Regions from separate parts of the Homo sapiens genome. Here all the other regions are linked to region 1. Evidence: chromatin loops called from intact Hi-C (ENCODE). Cell type or tissue: PC-9. All regions are shown on one strand. Links, peaks and the distances in the headings refer to the core of each region. The heading gives the core; the rest is flanking DNA. Region 1 overlaps KCNMA1 (potassium calcium-activated channel subfamily M alpha 1). Region 2 overlaps KCNMA1 (potassium calcium-activated channel subfamily M alpha 1). Region 3 overlaps KCNMA1 (potassium calcium-activated channel subfamily M alpha 1). Region 4 overlaps KCNMA1 (potassium calcium-activated channel subfamily M alpha 1). Region 5 has its middle 4.6 kb from the start of KCNMA1. Region 6 overlaps KCNMA1 (potassium calcium-activated channel subfamily M alpha 1). Region 7 overlaps KCNMA1 (potassium calcium-activated channel subfamily M alpha 1).

Evidence for each region. Hi-C counts contacts between places; a loop is a spot of excess contacts. Peaks named below come from ENCODE experiments on the same cell type or tissue, not always from the same donor. Only the 100,000 strongest peaks of a DNase experiment are listed, where the experiment ranks them.
Region 2: it touches region 1 in a loop (5-fold over the local background); 9 of 110 quality-filtered maps call a loop at or near these places.
Region 3: it touches region 1 in a loop (2.2-fold over the local background); 2 of 110 quality-filtered maps call a loop at or near these places.
Region 4: a loop joins it to region 1, with 11 times the contacts of the local background. A loop is called at or near these places in 68 of 110 quality-filtered maps.
Region 5: a loop joins it to region 1, with 12 times the contacts of the local background. A loop is called at or near these places in 91 of 110 quality-filtered maps.
Region 6: it touches region 1 in a loop (6-fold over the local background); 14 of 110 quality-filtered maps call a loop at or near these places.
Region 7: a loop joins it to region 1, with 8 times the contacts of the local background. A loop is called at or near these places in 7 of 110 quality-filtered maps.

What each region holds. Positions count from the first base shown.
Region 1 is chr10:77,389,892-77,394,332 of GRCh38, reverse strand. The region is part of intron 2 of KCNMA1 (potassium calcium-activated channel subfamily M alpha 1); the gene reads left to right. Among named protein-coding and RNA genes, the nearest start is that of KCNMA1-AS3, 41 kb to the right of the region's middle. In PC-9, for the core only: a CTCF peak has its summit at 2,291 (motif pointing left); DNase peaks (open chromatin) are centred at 1,302, 2,273 and 3,715; H3K27ac peaks cover 968 bases.
Region 2 is chr10:77,511,682-77,516,122 of GRCh38, reverse strand. All of the region lies in intron 1 of KCNMA1 (potassium calcium-activated channel subfamily M alpha 1), which reads left to right. Among named protein-coding and RNA genes, the nearest start is that of KCNMA1, 120 kb to the left of the region's middle. In PC-9, for the core only: no CTCF peak of the experiment used is centred there; DNase peaks (open chromatin) are centred at 1,842 and 1,982; H3K4me3 peaks cover 1,389 bases; H3K27ac peaks cover 3,251 bases.
Region 3 is chr10:77,478,311-77,482,751 of GRCh38, reverse strand. The region is part of intron 1 of KCNMA1 (potassium calcium-activated channel subfamily M alpha 1); the gene reads left to right. Among named protein-coding and RNA genes, the nearest start is that of KCNMA1-AS3, 130 kb to the right of the region's middle. In PC-9, for the core only: no CTCF peak of the experiment used is centred there; DNase peaks (open chromatin) are centred at 2,541 and 2,934.
Region 4 is chr10:77,176,925-77,181,365 of GRCh38, reverse strand. The region is part of intron 5 of KCNMA1 (potassium calcium-activated channel subfamily M alpha 1); the gene reads left to right. Among named protein-coding and RNA genes, the nearest start is that of KCNMA1-AS2, 38 kb to the right of the region's middle. In PC-9, for the core only: no CTCF peak of the experiment used is centred there; a DNase peak (open chromatin) is centred at 1,854.
Region 5 is chr10:77,640,145-77,644,585 of GRCh38, reverse strand. No RefSeq gene overlaps it. Among named protein-coding and RNA genes, the nearest start is that of KCNMA1, 4.6 kb to the right of the region's middle. In PC-9, for the core only: CTCF peaks have their summits at 203, 404, 2,381 and 2,594 (motif pointing right); DNase peaks (open chromatin) are centred at 405 and 2,605.
Region 6 is chr10:77,503,144-77,507,584 of GRCh38, reverse strand. The region is part of intron 1 of KCNMA1 (potassium calcium-activated channel subfamily M alpha 1); the gene reads left to right. Among named protein-coding and RNA genes, the nearest start is that of KCNMA1, 130 kb to the left of the region's middle. In PC-9, for the core only: CTCF peaks have their summits at 2,190 and 2,393; DNase peaks (open chromatin) are centred at 1,434 and 2,644; H3K27ac peaks cover 3,714 bases.
Region 7 is chr10:77,604,371-77,608,811 of GRCh38, reverse strand. All of the region lies in intron 1 of KCNMA1 (potassium calcium-activated channel subfamily M alpha 1), which reads left to right. Among named protein-coding and RNA genes, the nearest start is that of KCNMA1, 31 kb to the left of the region's middle. In PC-9, for the core only: CTCF peaks have their summits at 1,887 and 3,125; DNase peaks (open chromatin) are centred at 1,821 and 3,661.

The sequences.
Region 1 (4,441 bases), core at 324-4,323:
GTTAATTTTACTAGCTGGTGTGTTGGCTCCTCTGCCCTCCCCAGGGCTGCTGTGAAAATGAAGGAGAGTTTCAGAAATCAACCCTCAGTTGGCTCCAGAGTGAGGAAGAGCCTCCTGGTCCAGGGACAGCCCACTTGATCCTGGCCACTCATCTCTGGCTCCCAGGCCCTCAGGGCTCTGATGGCAAGTGCTGGCATGGCTGTTTTCCCTCTCCTCTGAAGTTTCCAGGTGCATGTGGGTGCCTGCTTTGGCCTTCCATCCCATTGTCTGTCTGCCCATCCATCTATGTCCATTCATCCACCTGTGTGATCCACCGACATTGATTGGTGTTCCCTAGTATACAGAACTGAGCGTAGCACAGGTCAGTGGGGGCCTGGTAAGCAAGCAGAGCACTTGCAGCCTCTGTGCAGTCAGCAGCCAGTCCGGCCTGCTTCTGCCGGTCCTGTCTTGTCTCTGTCCGCTTTGCTTCAGTCTCTGTTGGGGCCTGGGAGTGAGAAACCCTGCCCCTTTGTCAGTGCATCATGATCTGAACTAGAGCTCCTACTCTTTTTTGATCTCCATCTTGCTCCTTGTGTCTCGTTCTCACTTGATTGGAACAAACAAGGAGGATGGGTGGAGCCCATAGCAGCCTCAAAACTCACTTCAGCTCTTGCATTGCCTCTCTCCCTGGGACACCCATCTTGGGAAGGAGCTGCTGTGTGTGGTGCGGCTGGGCAGTTGGAAGCCCAGCCTCTGCAGACTCCTGACTCCCAGCTCCATCTGTCTCAGGGGCTTGGCTTTTACCCTGGGCGAGTGGCTTCATTGTCTCATACCTCAGTTTCCTCATCTACAAAATGGGGACAATAATAGTCCCTGCCTCTTAATGAGTTAATGCATGTAAAATATTTAGAACAGTGCCTCTGACATGGTTAGTGCTTGATAAGCATGGTTATTATTATTTTTGTTATTGTGTGTGTGAGCCCGGTCACCATGTCATGGAGGAAATGGGCTGGTATGGAGACAGACGGGTCAGGGGGTGAAGAACAAATCCTTTTCTGGGGCAGGGGTAGAAGAACAGCCCTTGAGCCTCCCCAAACCCAGACATCTTCCAAGAGTGCTGAGCAGCTCTGGGCAGGGCCATCTGAAAGGCTCTGAATGCCCCAGGCAAGCCCTGGTTTGGATCCATCCAGATGATGATGTTTGCTCTGTGCACACACTTAATTCAGGCTTGTCCAGGCTGCGTCCTCTTTGCAGCTGGCTCATGCCAGCCTGACTCACCATTGTCAAATTGGCCAGGAAATTCTCACTTCATATAGCCTCCCTGAGCTGGCTGGGGACTGGAGAACGGGCTGGGCTCTCCCTGGAGCTGTACGTTGTGGGCGCATGTGTCACAGGAAATGCCTTGGCAGGACAACAGATGAGTCTTAAGGAAAAAGGGTCAAGTGCACTTACTGTGGTCTCCGTATCCACTTCTCCCTGGAGGTGGGGCGAGGCTGACAGGGCAGGGACAGGCTGGTTTCGGAGGGCACATCTGCACCAGTATTTGGGGAGGTGGGTTTGATGTACATTTTGACAGGTAGTGACCACACATTCATTGAAAGGAGATGGGAAAGCGTGTGAGGTCACCAGAAGATAAAGACCCAGATTCTACTGCACATGCGAGGCAGCTCCTCTGAGCTATTCCTCCATCCCTTCATCCATTCCTTCAAACATTCTGGAGCACCTGCTCGGGGTCAGATACTGTTCAATGTGCTGGACATATGTTGGTTCATTCAGCAAAAGCTGCAAAGTGCAGTCATCCAAAGTGTTGAAGGTGGAAATGTTATGCTTGCATTTTCTAGAATGATTTGGGGTGGCAAGGTTTCTGAAGTAGGGTTTAGTGATAAGTCAGAACCTGTGACCCATCTCTCAGTCCCTTGGACAGGCCTGGGAGCTCAGACATTCTAGTCCTGATTGCACATCCTGTGCAGTTCTGCAGCTGAATCCCAGGGGCCTGGGCAAATATGTGAGTAGTTGGTTTCCCTCCCTGCCTCCCTCCCTTCCCTCCCTTGCCTCCCTTACCTTCCTTCCCTTCCCTCCCTTCCTTTCCCTCCCTTCCCTTCCCTCTCTCCCTTCCTTCTTTCCCTCTCTCCCTTCCTTCCTTCCTCCCCACTGCCCCCTCCCACCTCCCCCACTCCTCCCTCCTCCCTCCCTCCCTTCCTCCCTCCCTCCCTTCCTTCCTCGCCTCATTCCATTCCTCCGTCCTTCCCTCCCTCCTTCCCAACCCATGAAAGCTGGCGCCCCCTGGAGGCATTTCAGGAAATGAAATGTCTGTATTTGCGGCTACTGAGTTGGGCTGGGAGACTTTTCTTACCCAGGTTTTCCCCCAAGGCCTTCAGAGGGTGCTGATGGCTTAGCACTCCGTTTTTGTCAGAAAAATATCCTTAGAGCCTCCATTTCAGCTGCGAGAAAGTTTGTTTAGCAGGGAGACTCAAAAATAGAGATGATGATGACAAAGTCATCAGCCTTTGTCGTTGCAGGGGAGTGCATGCTTGGAAAGTCACACTCGGGACCACACGCAAGCTGATGCTTCCAAGTTTAGTTTACGAGGCTATGTTTAGGAGGAGGCAGACTGACTCGTGCCTACGGGCCCCAAACAGCCCAATTTGGTGCACTAAAAGCCTCATTTTTAGACTCTGGGTCCAGAGTGAGGCTTTTTCCAGAAAAAAACAAACAAACAAACAAACAAACAAACAAACAAAAAACCTACTTCAGGGAAATGACAACAACAGAAAGCCACCATTTGCCCTAAAATTTTTATTGTAAAAACTATTCTCTCCTGTTTGAGTAGTGAGGGATCTAGGACATAACAGTGGCTTCTCTGGCTTTCTTAAGGAATCAGGGCACTTGGAAACTCAATTAAATGTACCCAAGCCTCTTAAGCACCAAGGCTATCTTTTTGCTCATCCAGTTAATTTCAGTTTGTAAAATTGGCCTTGTGCTGACATGATGGAGACGGGGTGAGGGTGGGAAGCCAGGGTCCTCTGTGAGCGGAAGCTTGCTTCTCTGTTCACAAGCCTCCAAGGGCACACATCCTTCCCTGGGGCATCAAGGGGGACCATTAAACCTGTTTGCACCACGTCCCTGGGAGAGCAAACTTCTGGGCCTTCCTTGTTTACTGGAGGTTGGTTAATTCGGAAGGTAGATGGACTGGGCATATTGGTTCCCCACTGGCAGGAGCAGCCCAGGATTCAGCAGGTTAACGCAAAGGATCGAGAAACTATCACCTTCCTAGAACTGTTCCCAGACTTTTAGCAAACAGGCTGAATTTTGACCTTTTTCCCATTTTTCTTTTTAATCCTCCCTCCCCACATGTTTTGTGGCTTTTGGTGAAATGGCTGTCCTAAGGGAAACAGGACAGTTCATTGAAAAGGAGAGAGAAAGTAAAGACCCCTTTCCCACACCACCTTCCCTCAGATGCAGCCTTTGCTTACACTAAAAATAGCTTGAAACAGAGGCTGAATCACAAAAAAAAAAGTGGCATTTCAGGGGACAGAGGCTGCCAGCTCCCTGGCTGCTGCTGAAGTCTGTTGGGTTTGTTGGTCTCTGAGCCCCGACTTGCCCAGGAAGGCGTGGGGTTTGGAAGTGTACTGGGATAGGTCCAGAACATTCTTTTTGTTTCTAGAGCAAGGGCCTGGTTGTGTCTGCCTTGGTTGGAGAGTCTGTCCAGAGCTAATTATATCAGCAGGCACTGATAGAGCCTCTGCCTGGTGTTATGCCTCAGGGGTGGAAAATCACTTCCTGCAAAGGAAAGGAGTTGTTTTCAGGAGCTCCTTAATCCCTGAGGCACCTGCATGGGCTCCCAGGGAAGCTGCCAGGAGGTTATTGTTTCCTCTGAACCATGAGGTGGGCAACTTGGTTTCTTGGCCACCTGAGATCTCTCCAGGAAAAAGCTCAGATCATCAGAAAGAGAGAAAACAGTTTACTCACCTTGGTCTATGCTGTGTGTCTCTCTGGCCCTTGGGGATTCATGACAGTGTTTGAGATCAATTCTGGATATGGGAGAAGAGAGGCAAGTCACTTACTTTTATCTGAGGAGCTGCAATCAGCAGAAACCTGGATACTAACCCTGGCTTTGCTATCACTTTTCTGGTTGACCTTGGACAAGTCAATTCCCTCTCCAAGGCCTCAGCATCTCCATAAATAGAGGGGGCCGCAGTAGTTTTTCAGTAGTTCGTTCCCTTGCAGCCCAAAATATCTTTATGTTTTCTTATCCCCTTCACTGTCCTTCATCAGCAAAGGCCACAAGTGTTAGGCTCACATCTACTGTGCCCTTGGCCCTGTGCTAGGCACCAGGAGAACTGCAAAAGGAGAGAGAATGCACTTTTCTTAGCTGCCAGAGTGATTGGCGTGAAGCAGAGTTCATCAAGGGGTGTCTCTGCATGGCTCTCCCATGGTTTTGCCTCCATTTGAAGTAAAATCT
Region 2 (4,441 bases), core at 154-4,153, 120 kb before region 1:
CTGAAGCCCCTGGATATGTCAAATTCATCTCAGTGGCCTTATGCACCCTTCGCATGCACCTGGTATAGGCCAGTGCTCAGAAAACATTTGCTCCTGGAGAAGTTGCTGGTTCAGTTCTGTGTGGAGCTGCTCTGTGTTCCAAGATCTGCGCTGGCTGCAGGGATAACAGGGATGGAAGAGAACCAGCCCTTCTCTTGAGGAGCTCCCTGCTAGTGAGGGTCAATCAAGTGCCTGGAAGTTGTGTGTGGGCATGCAGAGTGCATGATATGCCAGGTGCCGGGAAGCCTCCCAGCCCAGGGGCTGGAGGGAGGGGCACTGCTTAGTGGGCAGCTCTTTGGAGGAGCTGATGCTTGAACAGAGTCTTCAGGAAGGAGAGGAGTTAGCCCTGGGTGGGGAGGCAGAGAAGGAAAGAGACACTGAAAGCCGAGGGGTGAACCACAAATATTTGGGAAATGGCACCAGCAAGGTGTACAGCAGGGGTTTCCAAAGAGTTCCTGATTCCCTCCTCAAAGTGATGGGAGCCACACTTCCTGGCTTATCAGTTGGTCCTTGCCCTCTGGCTGGTGCTGTGTGTCTGAGAGGCAGCCTAGGAAGACCTCTCTGGGGAGAAGCAGAGAAAGATAGCGACCTCTGAACGTGCTCCCCAGAATTCAGTCACCCCATCCTACCTATGAGAGGGGACAAACTGGCAGTCTACAGGTGTGTTTGGTTTAGCCCATGTGGCTTCATTGTTTTTTAATTTTTTTTTTCATCAATTGCCTATATTTACAAAGGAGATTTTGGATAAAAATCTGGATTGCTAGCTGTTTTTGAAAAAATAAAAGATTGAAAATGTACCTTTGTGTGCCTGTGTCCCCTCATGGTGATGATTGGTTTGGGCAGAGCCATTGCACGCTCTCCTTTCCCCCCCATCCCCCGGTGCTGAATGCAGCACCCCTCACTCACCGTAACAGGCTGGCTCCTGTAGACACATGACCTTGGATCCTTTTTTGGATTAAGGAAGCAAACATGTAGGATTGTGCTTCTGCAAATTCTCAGAGATGGCTTTTGAGCCCTTAAGCTCTTCTGGGGCATTCTCATTTCTCAACTAGAGCTAGCGGGTGAGAGCCCTCTCTCTGTTTTCATCTGCTGCAGGACAGCTGGACTTCACTGTATCTCATAAAGAAAAGGAGGTGGGGTGGGCAGGGCCCTAGGCTGTATTACTGGAAAAAAAACAAAAAAAAACAAAACAGGCAGTAGCTCCTGGTTTCTGTAAAAATGGTGTCTAGACGTGAGTGAAGAGGCAGAAGGTCAGAGGGGATTTGGAAATCTCAAAGGCTGAGCACAGAGCGCCCACAGGTGCAAGGAGAAAGTACAGGGCCAGGGCCAGAGATTTCCTTTCTCTTGTTCCTCAGCTTATTCTTACCCTATTCCACCCACCCTGCCACTGCCAGGTGCTCAGCGAGTCTTTATTGAAAGAGAGATTATTAATATGGTGAAATGTCTGAGATGGTTCTCTCTCCGCATACCCAGTAATACAGGGTCCCTTTGGCTTGTGGGAGTCACATGTGGCCATTTTCAGTAGTTGGGAAGCCTGGGGGCCAGCTGGGAGTTGTCACTGCGTTGGGAATCTGCCTCCTGGGCCTTTTTATTAAGGCGTGGAGTTGTGTGCTGTTCTCTTACCTCTGGTCCCTGCTTGGAGGAAGAGGCTGAACTTGTACCACCTGGGCAAGCCAGTTTGCTGTGACCACACATGGATTAGGTGCCAGATGACCACCTGGGGAATGTGCCAGTCAGGCAGCCAGGATGCAAAGTGATTCGCTTCCCCCTTGCCAGTATTTTCTAGGGCGTGGTGTTTGCCCGCATCTTCTGGTGAGGCCTGGCTATCTCTGAGGGGCAGACCAGCACACCTGTGGGTGCAGCAGCTCACAGGAGTCTGTTGGGCGGCACTGCCAGGCCCTCGGGACCCTGAGTAAGGTCTGACGCATCAGGGCAGGCAGAGGGGAGGCCACATTTCGCCTGCCACTGATGTTAGCGGGGAGGCCCCAGACCCAGGTGCCAGGCGGGCAAATTGATTTTTCAGCCTGCGAAACTTCTAAAGATAGGCACGGGTGGTGCTCTGTGCTGGCACTGGGAGTGACAGGCCATCTGTGAGTCACAGTCCCGCCCGCTGGAGGAGTGCAGGTCCTGGGCAGGCAGCACTGCGGTGAGAGGGGCCCAGATGCAGGAGGGGAGGGCTAATGCAATGAGCTTGAGTCAGCCCTGCTTGCCAGGCCAGGATCCTCCTCCCAGGCCGGCACCAAGGAGAGTGTTCTACTGCCTGGCTCCAGGAAAACTGCTGCTGCCTGTAATTTATGCAGTTTCTATGGCTGAGTGGAGCAGACATGGCCTGAATGGATCATTGGAGTGGTTTGTGCTTCCCTCGCCCTGTGGCCTCACATATTTAACAAAATTGGTTGCTTGGTTTATTTCTTGAATCATCACTTGAAATCTCTCAGCTTCATTCTGAATTCCTCATCCCTCTTCTCCCCTTGTTTCCTATTTTCTTTGAATTATTTGGCTGGCTCTTTTTGATATTTGTGACATTATCTTACATTTATGCAGCACTTTACAGTTTGCAAAGCTCTTTCACATACATTATCCAGGCAACACATATTTACTAAGCTCCAAGGCCTTGGAATAAGTGCTAGGCTCCCGGGAGGCAGCAGTGCATTCGATAGCTACGGTGGCTGCTCTCAGGGAGACAGTGATAAGCTACTGCTAACTTGTAGGAAGACAATAGCGTGAGATGATGCTGAGGGTTTCTTTGTGATGGATGGGAAAAGCCTCTCCGAGGAGAAGACATTTGAACTCAGAGGAAGCCAGCCAGGAGGAAATTTGGGGGAAGAGCGTTCCACGTAGTAGCACCAGCTAGTGCAAAGGCCTGGTGGCAAGGATTAGCTTGCTTGTTTCTGAAACAGCAAAAACGCCACTCTGAGTGGAGTTTAGGGCATGAGGTGGTGATGGTGGGGGTGGGGGAAATGCTGGGTAGGGGGAGGCTGGCAGGGGCCGTTTTTCAGGGCTTTGTTGGCCATGGTGAGGAGCTTGGATTTCCTTCTCAGTATTAGGTGACATATTGGAGGAATTTAGGCAGCCACGCGTGTGATCTGGTTAACACTGGTGAAGTTCACTCTTGTAACAGTAAGGCCAGGGAGTAAGGGCAGGAGTGGAAGCAGAAGGGCCCCTCAGGCCACTGCACTTGTCCTGGTGGGAGTTAATAGTGGAACGGTGGCTTGGACTTAAGGCTCAAGTCGGATATACCGTCTCAGTCCTTACTATCTGGAAGTCCAAGATCATGGTGTTGACAGGGTTGGTTTCATCACAGGCCTCTCTGCCTAGCTTGTAGGTGGCTGTCTTCTCCCCATGTCTTCACACTGTCTTCTCAGTGTAAGTCTGTGCCCTAATCTCCTTTTCTTATAAGGGCTCCAGTTATATTGGATGAGGGCCCACCCTAATGACCTCATTTTAACTTAATTACTTCTTTAAAGACCCTGTCTCCAAATACAGTAGATGCCCTTATCTTTAGGGGTTACATTCCAAGACCCCAGTGGATGCCTGGAACTGCAGATGGATAGTACCGATACCTGTATATACTGTGTTTTCTCCTACACAGGCATATCTGCAATAAAGTTTAATTTATAAATTAGGTACAGTGACAGATGAGCAACAGTAATGAATAATAAAATTGTGCAATTATAACAATATACTGTAATAAAAGTCATGTGACTGTGCTCTGTCTCATTACAGAGCACAAAAATTCCTCATTGTACTGTACTGTGGGTAACTGAAAAAATGAAAAGTGAAACTATGGATAAGGGGGGACTGTGGAGTCCTAATTAGGGAAAAGGAGTCAGGCTGGTGGGACCAGGGGAAAGCAAGAGATAAAGCAGATAAGCTATAAATCTGCCTTTCTTCACGTCCAGAGAATTTAAACAAAAGAGAAACCAGATAAGTTACAGGTCTGCCTTTCTTTGTGGCCCAGGGCATATGGCCCAGGATATATGACCCAAGACATTTGGCCTTCATGCCCGGATAACATACATAACTCCCGGGCTTCCTGCTCACCATCAAACACCTCAATTTATCAAACATCCAGGCTGACAGAGGAATGCAAGTTAAGCTCCCTGCTGCCTTGGCATTATCAATCAGCCCAAGTTCCATTCTCTAAAATCTGCAGCAAGCTTTTGTCTTCTGGAAGTTAGCTTCTCTCAGGCTAACTTGCCCATTGTCTCTCAGGCAACATATTTCCCCACTTTCTCTAATAAATCTGCCTTTCTTGACCTATGATTTTCTTGGTAAATTCTTTTACCCCTGTGCCATCAGCCTGCATTCGCCCATGACAGGGACGACTGTATAGTCACATCCTGAGGTCAGCTGACAGTACGCAGATGAGCTATTTACCAGATAAGATGATTAAATAACA
Region 3 (4,441 bases), core at 155-4,154, 89 kb before region 1:
CTTTAGGCCAGAGGAGAACAGATTGAGGCTGTGAAGGACTCTTGGCTCCCAGCTCTTCTTGTTCTCTGTGGACTTTCAAGCTTCTGCAGGGAGACAGTGAACTGGGAGGAATATGTAGTGACTGTGAAGGTTACATGTGGCTGGAAGGGGCAGGCAAAAGGTCCCAAATGGCCCTGTGGTGCTTTAGTTGGCAGAGAGATGGACAAGTTGATCCTGCCCTTATGCCGTCTCATGCATTTGTCCAAAAGCTTTGTTTCTGCTGCGTGGTCAGAGACAGAAGGAGGAGGCTGCCTCCCCTTCCTGGGACCTGGATGTTTTGGTTCATCTGGGTTCCTTTCTGATTTTGTGATGCCCTAAGCCTCCTGTCCCCACAGCCCTTCTTTCCTTTTTGTAGATTCTCTTGCAAACTTACAAAGTGTCTGTAACCTTTGGCCCTGGGACCCAGCATGAGCAGCTTACTGGAGTCAGGACAGATGCACGTGGGTGCTGAGCAGAGCCCTGTGGAGCCTCGGCCTCTGGCCTCCTTGGCCAGCTGCTGCCCTGTCCCAGGGACAGTGTGGCTTCCCAGGGAGCACTTCACTCCAATCTCTGAGCCATAAAAAATTAAACTACAGGGCTATCAAATATTTAATCTGCCTGAATAATGAACATGGGCAGATTCTTATGAATTCTTTGCTTTGATTAAATAAAATTGAAGGATGGGAACTGTCTGCTTGGCACGTTAGCTGAAGGCAATGCAGGGTAGGCACTTTGTGCCAGGGATCTGGCCCTGAGTCTGGAAGAACCATTTGGTTCATGTTTCCTCACCCACTGTCTATACTTCAGTTGTGGATAGCCCTCTGGTCTTTATTCTTCTTACCTGTAAAATGGGGATAATAATGATAATACTACCTCACTTACAAGATTAACGTATGAGATTTATATCAAAAGCCTAGTACCTGGCACCTGTTAGTTTCTTTCTTTTTTTTTTTTTTTTTGAGACAGAGTCTCTCTCTGTTGCCCAGGCTACAGTGCAGTGGTGCGATCTCGGCTCACTGCAAGCTCTGCCTCCAGGGTTCACGCCATTCTCCTGTCTCAGCCTCCCAAGTAGCTGGGACTACAGGGGCCTGCCACCATGCCCAGCTAATTTTTCTATATTTTTAGTAGAGATGGGCTTTCACTGTGTTCACCAGGATGGTCTCGATCTCCTGACCTTGTGATCCGCCCGTCTCGGCCTCCCAAAGTGCTGGGATTATAGGCGTGAGCCATCGTGCCTGGCCAGGCACCTGTTAGTTTCTAAACAATTGTTAATATCATTCATTACTTTATTTCTAAAACAGCATGATTGAATTGAGCATTTCCTTGGACTTGGAAAGGTATGATTTTGGAGGAGGGTGAACCTGTGTAGGCTGTTGCAGGGAGTTCCTTGACATTATCAACTGACCAGTCCATCAACAAATTTATTTGTTCATTTATTTATTAATTCAAGGATGTTGGGTCCATTTTTCAGTTAGACTCTGGAAAGATAAGTGATTGGTCCTATCCCTTAAGGGAAATATGCTTTCATTGGAGAAATAACATGTACACGCTGTGTGTATGTGTGTGTGTGCACGCGTGTGTATGTGCATACACATGTGTATCTTTTTTTTTTTTTTGAGATGGAGTCTCACTCTGTTGCCCAGGCTGGAGTGCAGTGGCATGATCTCAGCTCACTGGAACCTCCCCCTTCCAGGTTCGAGATTCTCCTGCCTTAGCCTCCCAAGTAGCTGGGATTACAGGCGCCCGCCACTACCTCCGGCTATTTTTTTTTTTTTTTTGTATTTTTAGTAGAGACAGGATTTCACCATGTTGGCCAGGCTGGTCTCGAACTCCTGACCTCAGGTGATCTGCCCACCTCCGCCTCCCAAAGTGCTGGGATTACAGGTGTGAGCCACCGTGCCCGGCTGCACGTGTGTGTCTTTATGTGTTCACCCTATGGGGAGAGAAAAGGTTCATGAAAGTTGAGATTACTGTGGGTAGGGTTGTCAGGGAGGGCTTTGCCGGGAGGGGGAAGCTGCGCTAGGCAAGCTGTGGCTCCAGAGTCTTGGAGGCGCCTGTAACAGTCCCTGCGGTTTCAAAAGAATTCAGAGAGGGGAGCCATAGCCTGGTCTCCAAATGTGCAGCACCTTCTGGGCAAGCTTAGACTTAAAGGATATCATTGTAGATAATGATTTGCTTATTTCTTGCTCTAGGATATGGGGACTGTTTCTTTTTTTCTGGGATGCTTTAATAGGATAGTAAAAGTAAACGTGTCCCTGTCTGATGGCCCTTGGCTCAGCTGGAAGAAGATCAGCTCTGCTGCAATTTAGGAAGAGATAACTGGGGTCCATCACGTGGCTGGTTCAGACCAGGGTTTTATGACTGGGATTTGCCTGCTGGAGCCCTGGGTCACTGTGCCAGACTCAACCACAGGTCACAATCTGGAACTGGATCCTTGCTGCCAGATGGGAGGCGGGCAGGGCCAGCCCTATGCTGTCATTGGCCTGTAGCCAGCTCAGGTCTGGTGGCAAGTGAAGGACACATCCTGATGTCTGAGTGCCCTGCAATTTATTGGCTTGTGGTTTAGGGGTGTGGGGGACAAACACCAATGCCACAGTTGACATATATGGGCGTCGTATTTGGTGGGGTCAAGAGTCCGGAGGGAGGCGCATCCAGCTTCTGTCTTGGCTGCAGGCCAGGTCTGCCCATGAGACGGTTCTCCTCCTTAACCTATTCAATCCAATAATCGATGAGCAGGTATTTTCTGAGATCTGAAGTGTCAAGTACTGAAGACATCACCAGGCTTGGCTCCGTGGGACACACAAGGAATTATAAAGCAGGACCCCCTCATCCCCCTCAGGAGCTAACAGTCCAATTGAGGGAAGCAAGAGAGACAGACGCACGTGAAAGGTTAAACAACTTGTCCTAGCCTGAAAGACAAGACCCGTGGGAAACAATTCAGGAAATGTCACCAGGCAGCATCTTCTTAGTGCTGCAAAGATCTGGAGGAACGAATGACCAGCCGGGGCACAGGGGCGAGGGCTTAGGCTTCTGGGGTCCGGTTACAAACTGTGACACCTTGGCCACCTGGGTTTACCTGTGTGAGTCCTGGTCTCTATATCCCTCAGATGGGCACAGTAAGACCTGCCTCAGAGACATGGGGAGGATTTAATGAGACAATGTGTATAGCACATTGCCTGACGAAGGGGAAAAACCTCACTGTGATAGTTAATTTATTGTCATTGGCTGCAGGGGCCAGAGAGTCTTTGGGGAGGCTCTGCTGGTAAAGGCTGAGCCTAGCCTTGTATTGCTCATCTTTTGGATAAGGTAAGGATGGAACCTTTGTGAAGAGGAAGACTGGACACCTCCTGCCCCCTCCCACTGTGGTTTGAGTGGATTTTATCCCGCATCTGTTGTTTGCCTGGCATTGGATGGCCCTCCACACCAGAGAGCTAATGCCTGCCTTCATCACTAGTGTCTCTGTCTCTTTGTTTCATCAGCTTCTTTATGTGAAAAGAGAGAAATGATCTCTGTCTCTTTCCAAATCCCAGCAAGGCTGAATAATATCTGTGGATATTCTTTTCTATTTCTTAATACCCTCGCATTGCTTATGAAAATCCTATGGGCACATTGTAAATTATCTGCAAAAAACAGCAGAGTGCAAAGAAGCAGAAATAAAACCTCCCATAATCACAACAGAAACATCTACTACTGTTCATGATTCGTTTTATTTTCCCCCAAATATATTACTGTGCATTTTTCTTTATAATGCCGAGATCCTAGAATATGTGCGATTTAGTGTTCTGCTTTTCTTCTTAACATTACGTTATCAGCATTTCCAAGTGACACTGGGACTCTATAAACATATTTTAAATGACTATATCTTATATGGATGCTCACTCCTTTTCCTTATATTTGCTCTTTACTTTTTCCTCTTTTTTGCTATTATAAATAGCATTGTACTGAAATCCTTCTGCAGGGTTATGTACATTACCTCATTGGTTTATTTATTTAACAGACTTTGAGTATCTACAATGTGCAATACAATGTGCTTTTAGTTCTGAGAGGAAACCATCTGAAATAGCAAAAAGAGACATAAATGAAATACCTCACATGTAGAGTTTTGTGATACTCTTTTTTATAGTAAGTATACCTGGCTTGGAGTAACACTGTGGGCCGGTTAATTGTTCTGGGCCTGAATTTCTGCATCTTTAGTCACTAGATGGTTTCTAAGCTGCCTCTTGTCTCCAGCACTCTGTGGTCCTGACTGCAAATGTAAGAATCACCGTAGCATTCATCTATCCTTGTGACTCACTAGGGCTGTTTGTGTTTGGAGCATTCCTGGTGCACAGATGATGTGTTGATGGACTTGGACACAGTCTGTTCTCTTCCCCTCTCAGTCATGAGCAGAGCGTTCATCTGCTCAGTGCTTCTTTTTAATAAG
Region 4 (4,441 bases), core at 263-4,262, 210 kb after region 1:
TGTTGCTAAGAGTTCAAACACATACCCATGCACACACAGGGAAATCGATGGGGAAGGGGAGAGGTGGGATCTGCCTTCTTCACTGAGCTGTGCTTAATTACCCTGTGCACTCGAACAACCACTTTGCTTTTCTGGATCCTCAGTTTTCTCATCTGAAGAATGGGGGTTTAAATGAAATTACCTTCTAGTCCTCACACTTCATGAATCTGCACTTTCTGCCAGTGTCCATTGTCTCTTGGTCCCCTGTGGGCCTGGGTGATGGAAGGGCTCCCTGGTGACTGTGGTGGAGACATCCTCCTCTGCAGTGAGCAGAACATGCCCCCGGTAAAAGTGTGGAGCCCAGCTTCCTTGTGGTGAGTGACACGTTCCCTGAAGCATTTTAGGGCCAGGAGTTCTGGTATGCTTTGAAATCCATAGCCTTCCTGTGGATGATTTAATTCTGATTTTTGGAGATATGTTGTGATCTCATAAAAAATCTATTGGCACAAACACAGAATGGGGGTGAAAAAAATTGAATAGGAAATAAAAGAGGTGGAAATGAATTTCTAATGAGATACATCTTTGTATCAACTGTGGTCGCTTTCCAAAAGAAATGTGCTCTAAATGTGCTTCCATTTGTATATTAATATTTATTGAGCATCTACTATATGTCAGGTACCATTCCAGATGATTGGGAAACAACAGTGAAGAAATAGAGTCCTATCCCCCTACCCTCCTATACTGCAGTGTTGGGAAAGCAGGAAACACTGAACCTAATAAGGAAGTAAATGATACGGTATGGTTAGGAAGCATAAGTACTATTGAAATTGAACACATAGAACAATAACCTTTTGGGATATGAAATAATAATAACAAAAATAAAAAAACCTCTTTCCTCTTGTAGGAGAAAGCACCTTTAATGAAATGCTTTAGGTTCTTTGGTAGCGAAATCTCCTTGGGTGAAATCTAAAACTGATCTCCCTGTTATGGAAGAGAATTCAGTACAATAATATTTCAAGGAGGTTCTCATCTGACTTAATACATGGGTTATTACATTGTGAAACAACCATTGTACCAATGAGCTTCCAGAGAGAAAATGAACATTCCCATGAGATATGACTTATAAAGGAGAAGAAATAATCCCATTAAATAGGGGCATTTCAGGCATGGCTGCCCTTCTCCTGGAAAGTGGAAGGGTGCTGCCTTTTCTGGCTGAGGTTTGGGATAAGATGCAGGAAACCGAAGTCTATCCCCATTCTCCTGCACAAACTTTCCTGGCCCTGCTGAGGGTACAGGACTGTGCGGTAGCTGGCTCTGTGGGAGATAAAAACCAGAGTGAATGCAGGGTCCCTGCCCTTACCTGTCCCAGAACGCTCCCCACACCGTGTTTAGTTTTCAATTGTCGGCATATGATTGCGTGTTGTATAGTACAGAATATATTCATTGTGCAGATCATCCTAGTGCATGTAACGGTGTACTCATAGAGACACTACTATGTAGTCAGCTCCTACTGTGTGATGGGCACTCTGGAAAGCCCCTCACAGACACGGACTCACTTAATCCTCAGAGCAAACCTATGAGGCAGGACTTGTCATTTCCCCATTTACAGATGAAGAAACTGAGGCTAAGAGAGATTATCTTGTCCAAGGTCACATCTCCTGGGAGTGGTGGGAGGGGTGCATTCCCCAGTATGTGGTCTGACTTTATGTCCACACTCTTCCTCTGCTCTTCTTTCTGTGTCCTTACCCCTTGAATGATTTGGAGTTGTGAGGCCTGGGTTGGGAATGACAGGGCTAGTTTTGCTGTGTTGTGTTGGCATCCCTCCATCGGTGCTTACTCATAAAGGGCTTCACTCCAGGCAGGAAGAGAGGGAAGAGATCTTATTTAAGACTCCGTGTTCTCCTGGCTCCTCTTTCCCCCTCCTCCTTGCCCACCTCCAGTTTCTAGAAATGCCAGGAGGACCAGAAGAATGCAGAGCTAGCCTGGTGTCTCCCGAGTCCTAGTGCCCCTCAGCAGCTTGGAGATCCGACCTGCTCCATCTGGGACAGAGAGACTGGGGCTTAAGAACACCCCGGATATTGGCGCAGAGTAGATTAAAGCTCAGCTCTGAGCTCCACCAACTCAGTCCACATCTTGGCTAAACTGTTTGCTGATGGGTCGCTCAGCATGAGCATTTTATCTGCCTCAGGCTCAGTTATCTCACCTGTACAATGGGCTAATTACAGCACCCACCTCATAGGGATTCACCGAGGTAATGTGAGTAGCACAGCACGTACTTCATACGAGCTTAATGAACAGAAGCCAGGATTACCTCGGTCTCTCTTTCTAACCTACCCATCATATTTTAAAGCACCGCAGGAGAAAACAAACCAGAACAGAATAAAAAATAAGGCAGCGGATGTGAGGACAGTCATGTCGGCAAGCAGCAAGACGCTGCTTATTTTAATTCCTGTCCCCACCCACCAACTTATTCATTTTGTTTCCCTTACAAATCCAAACCTCACTAAAATAAATGCACCTTGAAATGAGAGCTTTATCTTATTTTGAGATTTGAATAACATGCTCCAAGGAGAACTCATATGTCCGTCTGTCTCATTCTCTTTTGGGAATGTATCCCCAAGGTAGGTCAATGGGCTGTGCTGCCTCTGTTTGTGTGTATGTTTTTTTGTTTTTGTTTTTGTGTTTTGGAGTTTCGCCCTTGTTGCCCAGGCTGGAGTGCAGTGGTGCGATATTGGCTCGCTGCAACCTCTGCCTCCTGGGTTCAAGCGATTCTCCTGCCTCAGCCTCCCCGATAGCTCAGATTACAGGCACTTGCCACCACACCCAGCTAATGTTTGTATTTTTAGTAGAGACGGGATCGCCATGTTGGCCAGGCTGGTCTCAAACTCCTGACCTCAGGTGATCTACCCGCCTCAGCCTCCCAAAGTGCTGGGATTACAAGTGTGAGCCACTGCACCTTGCCTGTGTGTATGTTTTTGTTGAGGGTGATCTTGTAGGATTTAAAGAAGGGAGTAGGAGGAAAGTAATGATGCACTCACCAGCCAGTTTTCTAGCCCATTTTTATTACCTACTGTGTGCTCAGCACTGGGATGAGAGGAACACATGCCGGGCCACCCTGTATCCTACTGGTACTGTGATTTCCAACACCATCCCCTGTTCTTTGACTGATGAAATCGGCATATGATAAGGGACCATGGTCATTGGAACCATGATTGGAAAACTATAAACTTGATTCTATTGTCTGTATCAGAACTGGCCTTAGACCTTAAACCTTAAAACCTTCAGTAAACTCTGCTAGAAAATAGAAAAATGAGTTAATGCCCAATCACAGGGCAGTTGCAATGATGTAGGGTATCTGCTTATAAATATATGCCCAAAATAGTCCTTTTTTTGTGTCAGAAGGCAATAAAAACAGGATTATATAAAAAAAGCACAGGTGCTTAAAAACAACAACAACAAAAGGACAAAACATTGTTCCTGTTTGAGACTAAAGTTTCAATCTCATTTTGGAACCAAAATAAACACACATGCAGTGACAGCAGGTAACACTACCCACTATATAATTAAGCCCGTAATTGCAAGGTACAGGCTGTAAAGGCCATGGGAGTTCAGAGGAGTGAGAGCTCATGTGGGTGGGAGAATGAGGATAGGCTTCTGTGAGAGGCTGGGGCTCAGTGGAGGCTGCAATGATGGGCTAAGACAGGGAGAATGAAGCCTAGTATGTGTGGAGCATGGTGTGTACCCACAGAAGCTAATAACAGCCTAGAGAAGAAAGTGGCCTTGCTACTGGGGAGGATGAGGCAGGAGGACCCCTGAGCTCAGGTGTTTGAGACCAACCTGGGCAACATAGTAAGACCCTGCTAAAGAAAAGAAAAAAGAAAAGAAAAGAAAAGAAAGAAAGTCAGAAAGAGAGAAAGAGAAACAGAGAAAGAGGAAGGAAAAGAAAAGGAAAGAAGGAAGGAAGGAAAGAGGAAAGAAGGAAGGAAGGAAAGAAGGAAGAAAGTGAAGGAAGGAAGAAAGGAAGCAAGGAAGGAAAGGAAGGAAGAAAGGAAGGAAGGAAAATAAAAGGAAGGAAAGAAAAGAAAGAAGGAAGGAAAGAAGGAAGGAAGAAAGGAAAGAAGGAAGGAAGAAAGGAAGGAAGGAAGAAAGAGAGAGGCCTTGCTGAGTGCCAAGCATCAGCCTCACAACCTTGCAAAATGGTGTAGAAGTTTTCTATTTCCAAGCAGTTCTGTGGGTGAGAAGTCCAACATGGGTCTCTCCAGAGGCTCTAGGGAAGATTCCATGTCCTTGCCTTTTCCAGCTTCTAGAGGCCACCTACACCCCTTGGCTCATGGCCCCTTTCTCCACCTTCACAGCCAGCAACTAAGGGTGCATCCCCACCTTGCATCACTCTGATCTTGCTTCCTGCCATCTCTTCTTTGCCTCCTTCTTCTACTTTTAAGGACTCTTGTGATTACATTGG
Region 5 (4,441 bases), core at 102-4,101, 250 kb before region 1:
GCAAAGATTAAATCAGGAATACTCTAAGAAAAGGATTAGAAAGCTTTTTGGTCTGTCAGTCAGGAAGACAAGTTCTGTAGCACTGAGGAAAATCTTTTTCCTTTTGGTGCCTTCTTCTCCCACTAGCAAAAATGGGTGGACTGATTTTTGCCCTGCCTACCTCCCAGAGGCAAGGCCCACAGTAGTGGTGTTCTGCTGGGGGGTGACACTGATCACAGAGAGGAAAGGGACACAGGAATCTGCAGAATCGTTATTCTGGAAATCCTGCAGAATGGTGGTGAAAGGTGAATTCTAGGCAGGGCATTGTGCCTGAGCTGTGCCTTCTTTGACCTAGCCATGGATGTCCTTTGGGGAATGAAGATGATGTTCTTGCAAGTTTGTATCTTGGCAGGCAGGTGGCGCAATGATTGAGGAGGATACGATGAGACCACAGCATTATTTTCTTCCAATGCACTGGCTTTGATGTGTTAGAAAAGAAGAGAATTACTTTGCGGGTAACATGCCCTGGCTCAAAGCTTCTTCATCACAATTGGCTGATCTGAGGCCAGTGACCTGGGGCAGGGCTGGGAAGTATCCCACGGCCAGACTGACTGCCACAGGCACCTCTTTCCTACACACACCTGCTCTCCCGAGGCACTGGAGACAGGATGGAAGCATGTCAGTGGAAATCTTCTGGACATCTTTTTTGACAACTAGAAGTCATTTGCACACAGTTTTATAATTTATTTTAAAACATATTAAACTTTGGAATCATCTAAATGCCAGGAGTATGCCATCTACTGAAATGTTATCCAATTATCATTTTTTAAAATAGTGTTTTCCATGATATTTAATGACTTAGAGAAAATGCTAACAGTTTCATGTTAAGGGAAAATAGGATAAAAGTTAGATGTTTAATCTAACCCTAATTTTGCAGAAATACACACCCAAGGAAAAGGTATGAGATAAATATATAAAAATATTAATAGTGGTTATTTTGGGGTGGTAAGATTCTATGTGACATATTCTTTTTTCTTGTCACTGACTTGAAGCTTATATGAAACTTTTATATTCCAAAGTTTATAATACATATGAATTATTCTTACAAGCAGAAGTAAATATAAAATAAATATCTATAAAAATGTAAGCATGTGAAAGCTTGTTCTGTAAGTCCCACTCTCCAGCATTATAAATTACAAACAGATAAATCACTTCAGAGGTAACAGACTTTCCTTGTCGTGCCAAGTAACCTGGCAGAGCTAAGCCTCAGTTTTCTCACCTGTAAAGTGGGAAAATAGCTACAGCCTTTTTTTTTTTTTTTTTTGAGACAGAGTCTCGCTCTGTTGCCAGTTGGAGTACAGTGGTGCGATCTTGACTCACTGCAACCTCCATCTCCCCAGTTCAAGCAATTCTCCTGCCTCAGCCTCCTGAGTAGCTGGGCTTACAGGCATGCGCCACCACATCCAGCTATTTTTTTTTTTTTTTTTTGAGATGGAGTCTCGCTCTGTCGCCCAGGCTGGAGTGCAGTGGCGCAATCTCGGCTCACTGCAAGCTCTGCCTCCCGGGTTCACACCATTCTCCTGCCTCAGCCTCCCAAGTAGCTGGGACTACAGGCATCCACCACCACGCCCGGCTAATTTTTTGTATTTTTAGTAGAGACAGGGTTTCACTGTGTTAGCCAGGATGGTCTTGATCTCCTGACCTCGTGATCCACCTGCCTTGGCCTCCCAAAGTGCTGGGATTACAGGCGTCAGCCACCGCGCCCAGCCAATTTTTATATTTTTAGTGGAGATGGGGTTTTGCCATGTTGGCCAGGCTGGTCTCGAACTCCTGACATCAGGTGATCTGCCCGCCTCAGCCTCCCAAAGTGTTGGGATTACAGGCGTGAGCCACCGCGCCTGGCCACTACTGCACTTTTTTACTTCACAAAGAGACTGTGAAGACCAAGGGTGGTTAGAAAGAGGGATACTGCTGACTTTAAAAGAAAACACAGTGGTGATTCAAGGAAGGGCAGGGTTACTGGTGGCAGTAACAGTTGAGATCTGACATCAAGTCATAGTAATAACATGAACTTTGTTAGCTGCCTTTATCCACAACAGCTTATATGCTGGTAGGACTGGTAACTAGATAATTCATACTGTTGAAGCTGTAGGGTTTTGTTGTTTTTTTATCAATTTTTCTTATTTTTTTAAGTGACAAAAAGTGTGTTTATGGTGTACATGATGTTTCAAAATACACATACATTGTGGAATGGCTAACTTAAGTAAATTAACACATGTATTACCTCACATACTTATCATTTACCTGTGATGAGAAGACTTAAAATCTCTCAGTGGTTTTCAAGTATACAAAAAAACATTGTTTATCCACAGTAGTCACCATGTTGCACAATTAGATCTCTTGAAATTATTCCTCCTGTATAACTGAATTTTTGTATCCTTGGACCAACATCTTCCTGATCCATGCCTCCTTCCTACTCCCTGTAGTTTTTTTTTTCCAGCAGGGTTTTCCTCTTGGAATTTTCATATCTCAAATTTCAGACTGTTAAATTAAGTCCCTTTTTTGAACATTCATGAAATAATGTCATGTGCCAGGAAAATCCACCAGAGGGCGCTAGATCATTTAAAGAGTCACCACCTGGCTTCTCCATCGCAAAATCGCGAAGATTGATGTCAGAGTATTGGAACTAGGTCCAGGTTGGAGGAAAAGAAAATCCATTGCACATTAATTGCGATGCTGGCCAACATTTTAGCAAATAATCTTTTTTGTTCTCCTTTTACCTTAGTCACTCTGCTTTTTTAGTATGTATGTTTATGCACTTCCTTTTACTTCTTTTAAATCAGTTAGGACTGTTCAGATTAGAATATTTAAGCTTGAAACCTCTGATTTGCTTTGAGAGCTGCCATAGACACACATGCACATGGTACAGAGGCTGCCCTTCTCTCTGGGAAGCTTTTGAATGAATTTAGAAATAAAAATAAGGCTCGTGGTGTTTTCAGAACAGAGGGTGAAGTTTCTACTTCTGTTGAGACTTTCAGTTCTTGTGCAATGGACCTCAATTTCCAGCCTGCAGACACACCTACATTAGGGGAAGATGTGCTGGGCTTAGAGTGCTTCTCTATACCTTTCCCATTTCCAAGGCTGTCCAGGGACTGGCAAGAAAAGGAGTGGTGTTGGGTAGTCAGAGAGCTCATTTAGGCTGGAGGGGCTCTGCTGTGCCCTGGAGTCTGGCCACAGTCTGGCTGTGGACATGCTGTGGACAGCATGACATGCAGGCATGTGCACATACAATTACGAGCTCAGGGGTCAGAAGATCTGGTTAGACTTGCCTGTCCATTTTTGGGGTCACAGTAATTATAGTTAAGATCTGTATAATATTTCCTTCCTTCCTTTTTCTTTTTTCTTTCTTTTCTTTCTTTCTTCTTTCTGACAGTTTCACTCTGTCATCCAGACTGGAGTGCAGTGGTGCAATTTCGGCTCACTGCAACCTCCGCCTCCCGAGTTCAAGCGATTCTTATACCTCAGCCTCCCGAGTAGCTGGGATTACAGACATGTGCCACCATGCCCAGTTAATTTTTGTATTATTAGTAGAGATGGGGTTTCACCACGTTTGCCAGGCTGGTCTTGAACTCCTGACCTCAGGTGATCCCACCGCCTCAGCCTCCCAAAGTGCTGGGATTACAGGAGTGAGCTACCATGCCCAGCCTTCTTTTTCATCCTCACATATAACCCTTCGAGGTAGGCAGGGAAGTTTCTGGCTTTATTTTGATTGTATAAATGAAGAAACACATCAAATCAAAGATACCTAAGGTTCCTTTTAAGTTTGAGGTTCTGTCTGTGCAGAGCCTTTTCCTAAATTTGTAATGCCAGGGGCCAAGTTTTCTGGAAGTGGTGCAAAAGTTTGTGAACAATGTGGAAATGGCCAGAGAGAACTGGGCAAAGGCCTGGGAATGTCTATTTCTGGTGGATGGTAGCACTCTCTCAGTGCTTACCAGCCAGGCCATTCAGGGAGGAGGTGAGAGACTGGGGATTGTAGGAAGGAAAGGATATTGACATCAACACTGAGAGTTTCTGATGATTCCTGACTAAGCCGAGGCTTTGGACAGCACAGAAGTTGCTAAAAGCTTCAATCAGCAGAGGCAGGGGTGATGAAGAGAGCAGGAGATGGCATCTGAGGGGCCTCCAAGCACCCTCTCCAAAGATGCTGAGGTGATGAAGGTGATGATGGAGGAGAAAAAGCTATAGATCCTGCAGTTGGGGTGACAGAAGTCACGGCCATCGGCTGCTTACCAGTAGACCCCAGACTGGCATTTCAGGGGAATCCAGGCTGTAGGGAATGTCTAAGAAGGCCCCAGAGGGGATTTGCTGGTTTGCAAAATTTCAATTTTGTGGGTGAGGGAATCCATTCTGGAGGTTTCATATCCCACTGGGGAGACAGTCCTATCCTTTGCTGCCCTTTTTA
Region 6 (4,441 bases), core at 110-4,109, 110 kb before region 1:
GGGACAGGGCTGATTGGCACTCTGGCCACCCAGGAGCGTGGAGCCTGCCTGCAGGAAAGAACAGTCAGTTCATGGATAATCCCTTGATATTGGTGCTCTGGTTCTAGTCCAGAGATTTTTATCAGGGCTGACTGCAAGTTCAGCTCTGGGATGGGGCAGTGGGGGTAGTCTGCTGAGCTGGTCAGACTGAGCTTCCTGATTCGGTCCTCAGGTCATTTCAAGGGAACACATTGGAAAGTCATCTCCACGTTGCTCTTCTCCATTGTACGCAATACAACATTTTAAGGAACAAACAGTACCTTCTTCCTCATGAACATTATTCTGTTTAACAGGGAGCCAAACGAAGTTGCAAGAGTCCTCATTTTCCCATGGTGTTCCATAGAGCTGTTTGTATTTTTAATAAAAAACTAATAATTCAGAGGCTGCAAAGCATTTGTTTTTAAATTTAAAAATGTTTTATAGACTATGGAAACAAAAGTTTGCTTCCCCTGCCCATTTGGGAAACAGAGCACTGCTCTCATTCTTAGGGGACAGCATACACATGGGTCTGGGATGCATGGCCTGCTCCTCTGGAAGGAAGTTTTGCCATGGGCGGCTGGAGGGGCTTCAAACACTGAGCCAGAGAGAGGGTTAGGAGCTGAGGGCTTCATAGGAACATCTGTCTTTTACTCTCTCTCTTCATATTTCAAAGCTCTCTCTCTCTCCCTCTCTAACACACACACACACACACACACACACACACACTCTCTCTCTCTCTCTCTTTCTCTCTCTCTCGGAACATCTTTCTCTCTCTTTCTTCATATTTCAAAGCTCTCTCTCTCTCTCTCTCTCCCTCTCTAACAAACACACACACACACACTCTCTCTCTCTCTCTCTCGGAACATCTCTCTTTCCCTCTCTCTCTTCATATTTCAAAGCTCTCTCTCTCTCTCTCTCTCTCCCTCTCTGTCTCTCTCCCTCTCTAACACACACACACACACACACACACTCTCTCTCTCTCTCTCTCTCTCTCTAGGAACATCTCTCTTTCCCTCTCTCCATGTTTCAAAACTCTGTCTCTCTCTAACTCTCTCTCTCTCTTTCTCTCTCTGTCTCTCTGATAGATGCATACAGATTTGGTATTTAAAAACATCAACTCTGACTGTGTTCTTGGTTTCTCTCTAAGTATAAGAAGCCAACAAGGCTCCTTGAAGATTCCCTCTTTTGATATTAGAATGATCTTGAAAGGAGCTCTAACCATACCCAGAGTAGGGGGGCTCCCTTAGGTTGAACCCCTAGATGTGCTGCAGCCAGTGGGGAGATGCTGGAAGAAACAGATTGAATCATGGACCTGCCCATCAGGGTCATCTGAGGAGTCTCACTGTTGGTGGTTTCAGATCTTCCAGAAGAAACTCTAATTAGCTCTACACAAGAGCCAGAGGGGTTAGTCACCAAAGAGTGATTCACCCCATCACTCTTTGGTGAATTTAACCAAATTTAAATGGTGATAGGGAATTCCTTTTACAATTCCCTAAGAGGAAATGAGAGAAAGAGTTGGTCTTTCCCAAGCAGCATGGTTTTCAGGGACTTGCTTCTCCTGGTGCCTTCTCTAGTCAGTTGCCAAATCCTCGTGGCTCAACTCTTCTCCACTGCTGCTGTCTCTTTTCTAGTTCAGGCTTCCATTGCTGCTTGCTTGGACTCTTGCAGTACTCTTCCAGCTGGTCTCGTGACTCTGTCATTTCTGATTAGTCATACATCTTACTACCCACTTAAACTTTCTAAATGTTAGCTAATTACTTCACTTTCCTCCACAAATACTCTTTCATGGCTCCTCATTAACCAAAGGAAAACAAAAAGTCCAAACTTCTCTTCTTGGTGCTCAAAGATCTCCATCATTCCTCCCTGTGTTCCTGGGCTGCAACCCACATAACTAGTCACCCCTATCTCCTGCCTTATGTGGGAGTTCATTTTATCTTTTCTGCTTTCTTGTCTGTGTATCCTGAAATTCCACTCATTCTTCATGGCCTGGGGCTAAAGCCAGGAAGCTTCTGTTTTTGATGTTCTAAGTTAGAAGTAACATCTCTCTCCTCTAACTAATGAGCTTCCCCCCAACCAAAGCTTCTACCCCATTTCCTCTCTAATGGCACTAATCTTTTGTATCTTCTGTTAGGGTTTTTGGAATACTAGTGACATCTCCTAGAGCCTTGTAAAGCTCTTATTTGCCTTCAAGTGCCCCCCATTGCCAGGGCATGGAGCCTTGCACAGGGCAAATATTCAGCAATGTTGGATGAATAAATGAAGAGTGACCAAGGGTTGCCAGTGGTAGTCAGTCTTTATTTTCACCCCGCACTGCTATTTGCCCTGTACTCACTTGGACTGGTTCCTGCTGGTGAGAAACTTGCTACCCAGGTACCACTTATTTTAAGCACATTTATGCATTTCCAGGCACGTAGCAAGGGGGCAGCAGGTTAGTGATTCATGAGTAGGTGGAAAAGGTGATTGCCTTGAGAGCTGCTGACTCAGCCGCCAGCCGTTAACCCTGGTGCTCCTCTGGGCCCTGAATCAGTGAGTGGATGGCATGAATGAACAGATGGCCAAGGAATCTCAGGAGACCCGAGTCTCCTGGATTTGGACTTTCCAGCATTAGAGGTGCACAGCCCAGAGCCTCACAGGGAATGCTAGAAGCTGCAGTATAATCATGGCACATTTTCCTGGAGAACCAGTTCTTCTTGAAGGTTTGGGAATGAATATTATTTTGTATTCAATCACATTTGTCATGAGGAGGAATAAAATATGCATACATATTTTAAAAGATAAAATGCAACAATTTAAAGAAGCTTCCTGGCTGGACATGGTGACTCATGCCTGTAATACCTAGTGATTTGGGAGGCTGAGGCAGGAGAATTGCTTGAGCCCAGGAGTTCATTGCATCATAGTGCAATGAGCTATGATTGCACTACTGCAGTCCAGCATGGGCAACAGAGTGAGACCCTGTCTCTAAAAATATAACAAAAATAAAAAGATAAAATTTAAAATATATATAAAGAAACTGTCTGCTTGTGGAAGGCTTGCTTCAAATTCTAATCCAGACTCCCTGAGGTAGGAGGTAAAAGTTTCTTCTTTTCTGCCTTCAGGGCTGTCATGGGAAAGTTTGCAAGGATCTGGGCTAGTCTGGCACCCCTCTCGGTTGCTCGGTTCCCCATCACTGCCTTCCCACTCCATGGCTTCTCCTCTGCAGGGTGTAGACTATGATGAAGGTTACACTTGAAGAGCAGTGAAACAGAACTGGGTTCCAATCCTGCCAGCTGCACAGACACCATATCTGGAGGGTGATGGGGCAAGGGACATGCTCACTCTCCCTTTCCAGAAGAGATAAAGCCATATGGGCAACCTGCTATCACTGTGAAAAGTGAGTGGAATAAATTGTATAGTGAGTGAAGTGTAAGCTCATGGCGGCAGTGTAAGAAACACATTCTTGCCAGGCAGGCAGATAACCAAGAAAGGACAATTGGGAACACGTCAGCTGATGGAGATGCTACCCAATTGTATCCCTATGTGGAGAGACCCTCCAGCACCATATCCCAGCCACCTGCGCCCTGCCCCCCATTGGACCCCCTCTTCACTGTTTGCCAAGCTGAACATTGGACATGTCACATGTTCCCTCCCTCAGTGCCTGACTTACTAAACAGAAAATGCCCAGTGAAAACTTAGGTAAGATGTCGCACAGTGTTTGGCACTTGATACCTTGTTGCTAATATGGTGGGGACCCCTTCCAGCACTGAAAAATCCCGCAGCACTTGTGGCAGCTCAAACAGAGAATGTACCAGTCACTGGCTCCCCTGAGTTTCTTCAGAAATTGTTTAAGGAGTGCTGGATCCATGAGGGCAGAGGCTTGTCCCAGTCACTACACTGTCTCTACCTGCTGGAACAGGTGCTTAGTATGTACGCCTGCTCTGTGCTGGGCCCATGACTGCACAAGGACAGCTGACTTCAGAGGATTGCTCAGGATCACTGAGAAATTCATTTGGCAAAATATTGTGAATTTAATGGCCTCTTCAATTTGAAATAAAGCCACCCGGCTTTTTGAAATAGAGCTTCCTTTGGGAGCTTAGAACTAAATTCTTGGCTTCATAGAATGCCCTAGCTGGGTGGACGGAGAATCCCAACATATAGATGTATCTAGAATGTCAGAAGTGAAGTGATCTGTCTCTCCAAATCATTGGTGCTAGGGAGAAAGAGGTGAGCATGCTGTCTTTTTAAAGGATTCAACTAACTCTCAGAGCTTTGGAAGAAAGAAAAAAAATCCAAAATGTGTACTAGGTCAGTTTTTATTTGGAAGATGGATTTTATTGTTATATTTTTAAACTAGGAAGTCTCTTACCACTCCCATTCTCCTTCCCTGGCCTAGAGGGGTGGGAGTTCAGATCCCTGCAACATTTTAACCCAAAAAGCTCTTACCTGT
Region 7 (4,441 bases), core at 239-4,238, 210 kb before region 1:
TATGCCTTCCTTGGAAAAATGTCTATGCAACGGTTCTTTTTGATAGAGATGTTAAATAAAGCAGTTCTGGGCAGAGGGAGATCAATGCAAGTGTCTATAACAGGCTGAGAGTTGATTCACTGGTGAACAGGACAACCAAGGTCCCTGCCCTCAGAGGTCTGAGCAATTCCATCATCAGTGACTAGATTGAACAGATAATCCCCTCTTACACACGTATATGCACACTTCAGCCTGGAGTGTGATGAGAGACTATGGACTATAATGCGTGTGTGTGTGGGGGTGCATCCTCTCCTTGGCCGGGGCTCAGGGAAGGCTTCCCTGCAGAAATGAGACCTACAGGCCCGGCATGGTGACTCATGACTGTAACCCCAGCACTTTCAGAGGTCAAGGCGGGTGGATCGCTTGAGCCCAGGAGTTTGAGACCAGCCTGGGCAACATGGCAAAACTCCATCTCTACGAAAAATACAAAAAATTAGCCAGGCGTGGTGGCACATCCCCGTAGTCCCAGCTACTCTTGAGGCTGAGATGGGATGATTGCTTGAGCCTGGGAGGTGGAGGTTGCAGTGAACCAAGATTGTATCATTGCACTCCTACCTGGGCAACAGAGTGAGACCCTGTCTCCAAAAAAAAGAAATGAGATCTACAGGATGAAGAGGCATTAGCCAGGGGTGGGTGCAGGGGGACGTGCAGAGGAATGGTGTCTTTGAAGACTCTGAGGCTGGAACAAAGCTTCATGGAAGGAATGAGAGCTGGAAGGACGGGGAGGACTTAGGCAGAAAGCAGCATAGTCCAGGCCACAGGGACCCTAGGAAAGAGGATGGAGGAAAGAGGATGACAATATGTTACGGGAAGGCAGGGATGGGTCTCTTTTGTGAATTACTTAACCCCTAATGGCTAGCAGTGTTGAGCAGGAGAAGGGACCTCTCGAGTGGCTGAGTGTGGGTGTCAGTTTTCCCTTGCTGCTGTAACGACCACAAACATAGTGCCTTAAGATAACACAAATATACTCCTACAGTTCTGAAGGCGAGAAGTCGGAAATCAGTTTCCCTGGGCTTTTAAAGTCAAAGCGTCTGCAGGGCTGGTTCCTTCTGGAGGCTCTGAGGGGCAAGTCGTTTTTCTTGCCTTTTGCAGCTTCCAGTAGCCACCTGCATCCCCAGTCTTGTGGCTTTCTGCTCCGTATCCAAAGCACATTGCTCCATCTCAGTTTCCATCATCACATCTCTTACTTTCTCTTCTGTGTCAAATCTCCCTCTACCTCCCTCTTTGAAGGACCTTTGTGATTGCATTTAGGGCCCACCTGGATGATCCAGGCTAATCTCTTCATCTCAAGGTCCTTAATTAAATTATGTCTGTAGAGTCCCTTGTGCCAGTTAAGGTCGCAGTCACAGATTCCAGGGATGAGGACGTGGACATCTTCTAGGGCCATGATTCAGCCCACCTCAGCATATAGATGAATGCCATTTTTATGGGAATCAGTGAGGCATGCTAAGCAGGAAGCAATGCCTTTTGCAAGCAGAGGTAGGAAGATCGGTCTAGTCCGTCAGCTGGCACTGGCCAGGCTCCACTGTCCATTATCCTCCTCACCTGCCCTAATCTTTCCTTTATTGCTCCTAAGTGATACCACGTAGCTTCTTCAGTCTCAAATCATCCTACTCAGACCCTTTTCTGACATTCAGAGCCTTCCTTATCCCACAGTTCTTTCTGTCCTTTTCCCTTCCTATCTGATAAATCCTTGTGAGTAGTTGACAAAAGAGTGCCTGAAGATGTCAGGGCAGAGGCTCACTTCTGGTCTGTCTAGTTGGGTGAGTCTGAACTTGAGGCCCCAGGGCTTATTGGAGGCAAACTGAGTCATGGAGAGGGAGAGTACAGTAAGGCCACTACCAAGGGCTGGCTGCAGAGGGTGCAAGGGTTGCACGGGTTTTGGGGTTGTTGGCTTCCCCAGAGGGGTTCTTTGTATGGTGTCAAGGTGCCTGTGGGCATTAGGTGACTAAAAGGACTGAACACGATAAACTCTTGGTGGCTCTTCCTGCTGCAGGAAGGGAATACTCCAAGTTCCCAGAGGAGACCACCCAGTGATGGAGTGAAGCTGCATCCTTGGCTCCCCTCAGCTCAGGACCCTCAGAAAGGACTTAGGAAGACGGGCACTGCCAGATACAGACGTCTTTCTGGACTCTAGGAAGGGGTGCCTTTTTTCTTTTCTTTAAGAGATAGTCTCACTCTGTTGCCCAGGCTAGAGTGCAGTGGCATGGTCATAACTTACTGCAGCCTTGAACTCCTGAGCTCAAGTGATCCTCCCACATCAGCCTCCCAAGTAGCTAGGACTACAGGTGCGCACTACTGTGCCCAGCTAATTTTTTAATTATTTTGTAGAGATGGGGTCTTGAACTCCCAGCCTCAAGCGATCGTCCCCTCTTGGCCTCCCAAAGCACTGGGATTACAGGTGTGAGCCACTGTGCCTGGCCAAAGATGCCTTTTTGAGGGCCATGAGGGGTTGCTGCTCTGGGTCTGGGCATTTCTCTGGAGGAGCTGCTTGTACAGCAATGATTGTCCCATCCCTCCTTTTAGTCCCACAGGTCAGAGTGGGACTTAGGACAGTGGGACAGTGGGACCCAAAACTTAAAGCCAGCCTGGTATTTCAGCAGTATTATCTGTTACCTAGAGAGAGGCTGATGCAGGGGTGTCTGGGAGGCTGGAGGGCTGCACCAAGGGTGGATGGCAGAGCCTGAGCCATGGGTCTAGGCCGCAGCACTGCCATGCGGCTGGGAAGATGGTAGTGTGTGGGTATAGTCATGGGTGTTGCGGCTTATCTGCACCTGCTTGCGTTCAGGCAGAAGCAGGGTAGCGTGGCATGGTGAGGACCATGGATTCAGTTCCAGCTCGGCTGCTGATAGCTGCATGACCTTGGGGAAGTTGCACATCCTCCATAAGTCCTAGTTTTCTATAACATGGGCATCCCTGATGTAGAGCATTTGTGCAGTTGTGTGTAAAGGATGTGGCAGTTAGGAAGCACCTACCAAGTGTGAGCCATTTCTGTTGTCATTGCCATGTATCAGCCAGCCTGAGGGCCTGCAGGGCCTGGCCTGGGATGTGGGAAAGCTTTCCAGAAAGGGAGCAGGAGATGGCGCCCTGTCACCTCCCTCAACTGGGCCAGAGTGTGGGGAGGCTGCTCGGGGCTTGCTCCTTCTGAAACACCCCTGACGACTGTCCCAGCAGAGGAGGGAGGCTGCCTTGGAAGCCTGGCTGCACTGTGTAGGGAGGGTACCCAGCAGAGGGCTGGGAGGTCTCCAGGCCCCTTTGAGCACTGACAGCCCATCATCTGACCTCTCCAGGAACCCACGAGAAAGCATGAGATGAACAGACAGACTTGGCTTGAAGCTCACTTCCTAGTTGTGTTACTCCTCAGGGCCTCAGTTTTGCCGCCTAAAAGATGGGAATCACGTCCCACTTGCCGGGTGCTTTGAAGCTCAGGAAAGATGAAGCATCTCTTTTAGAGGCCCTCAGGGCTGCAGGCACCATGCCAGCTCTTTCCTGTGTTACCTCCTTAACCCTCTTCAAGGAGGGCATCCGGGACAGTCCCTGGCAACTAGCAAGCACCCAACACAGGGCCCTTCTTACCAGGTGGCCTCTGAGGACCTTTCAGCCATGTGCCCCTGGGCTGCGGCTGGGCGCGGTCCTTGGGAGGGATGTCCCTCTGTGGTTCCTGGAAAGCCCGGCAGCTGGCTGCTTTGTTCTGGCCACTGGGTGTCTGCTGTTAGGACTGCGGGTTTTATGGCTGTTTCCTTGTGCTCAACCTTTTATAGGTGACCCTGTGTTTTTTGGAGCCACACCTGATGGGGGCCAAGGCCTTTGAAATGTTCCAGAGTCTTTATGGGCTGCAGCGGCATATGGTGGGTGGCCCAAGCTGCCTGACAAGGAAGGGGTGGGGGAGGGTGGAGGCAGGGAGGCCAGGACCTGCATTTCCAGGTGAGCCTGAGACCTCAGACGGATGTGTTGTTTTTCTAGTTGCCTACTTAGGTCTACTAATCTTTAGGAAGGAATGATAGCCTGGTTTATGGGATATGACATAAGTTTTTCTAAAAGGGACCTGAGATGAAGAATTAGGCAACTCTTTTTTTTGGGGGGCGGGGGATGGGGTTTTGCTCTGTTGTGCAGGCTGGAGTGCAGTGGTGCAATCATAGCTCACTGTAGCCTCCACCTCCTGAGTTCAAGCGACATAGGTGCACACCACCATGCCCAGCTAATTTTTTTTAATTAAGTAAATTTTTTGGGGGTAGAAATGAGGTCTCATTCTGTTGCCCAGGCTGGTCTTGAACTGCTGGCCTCAAGTGATCCTCCTGCCTCAGCCTCCCAAAGTACTGGGATTATAGAAGTGAGCCACTGTGCCTGGCCAACAACTTTTAAAAACTAAAATAAATATCATGCCTGCTGATTGTTTTTTCTT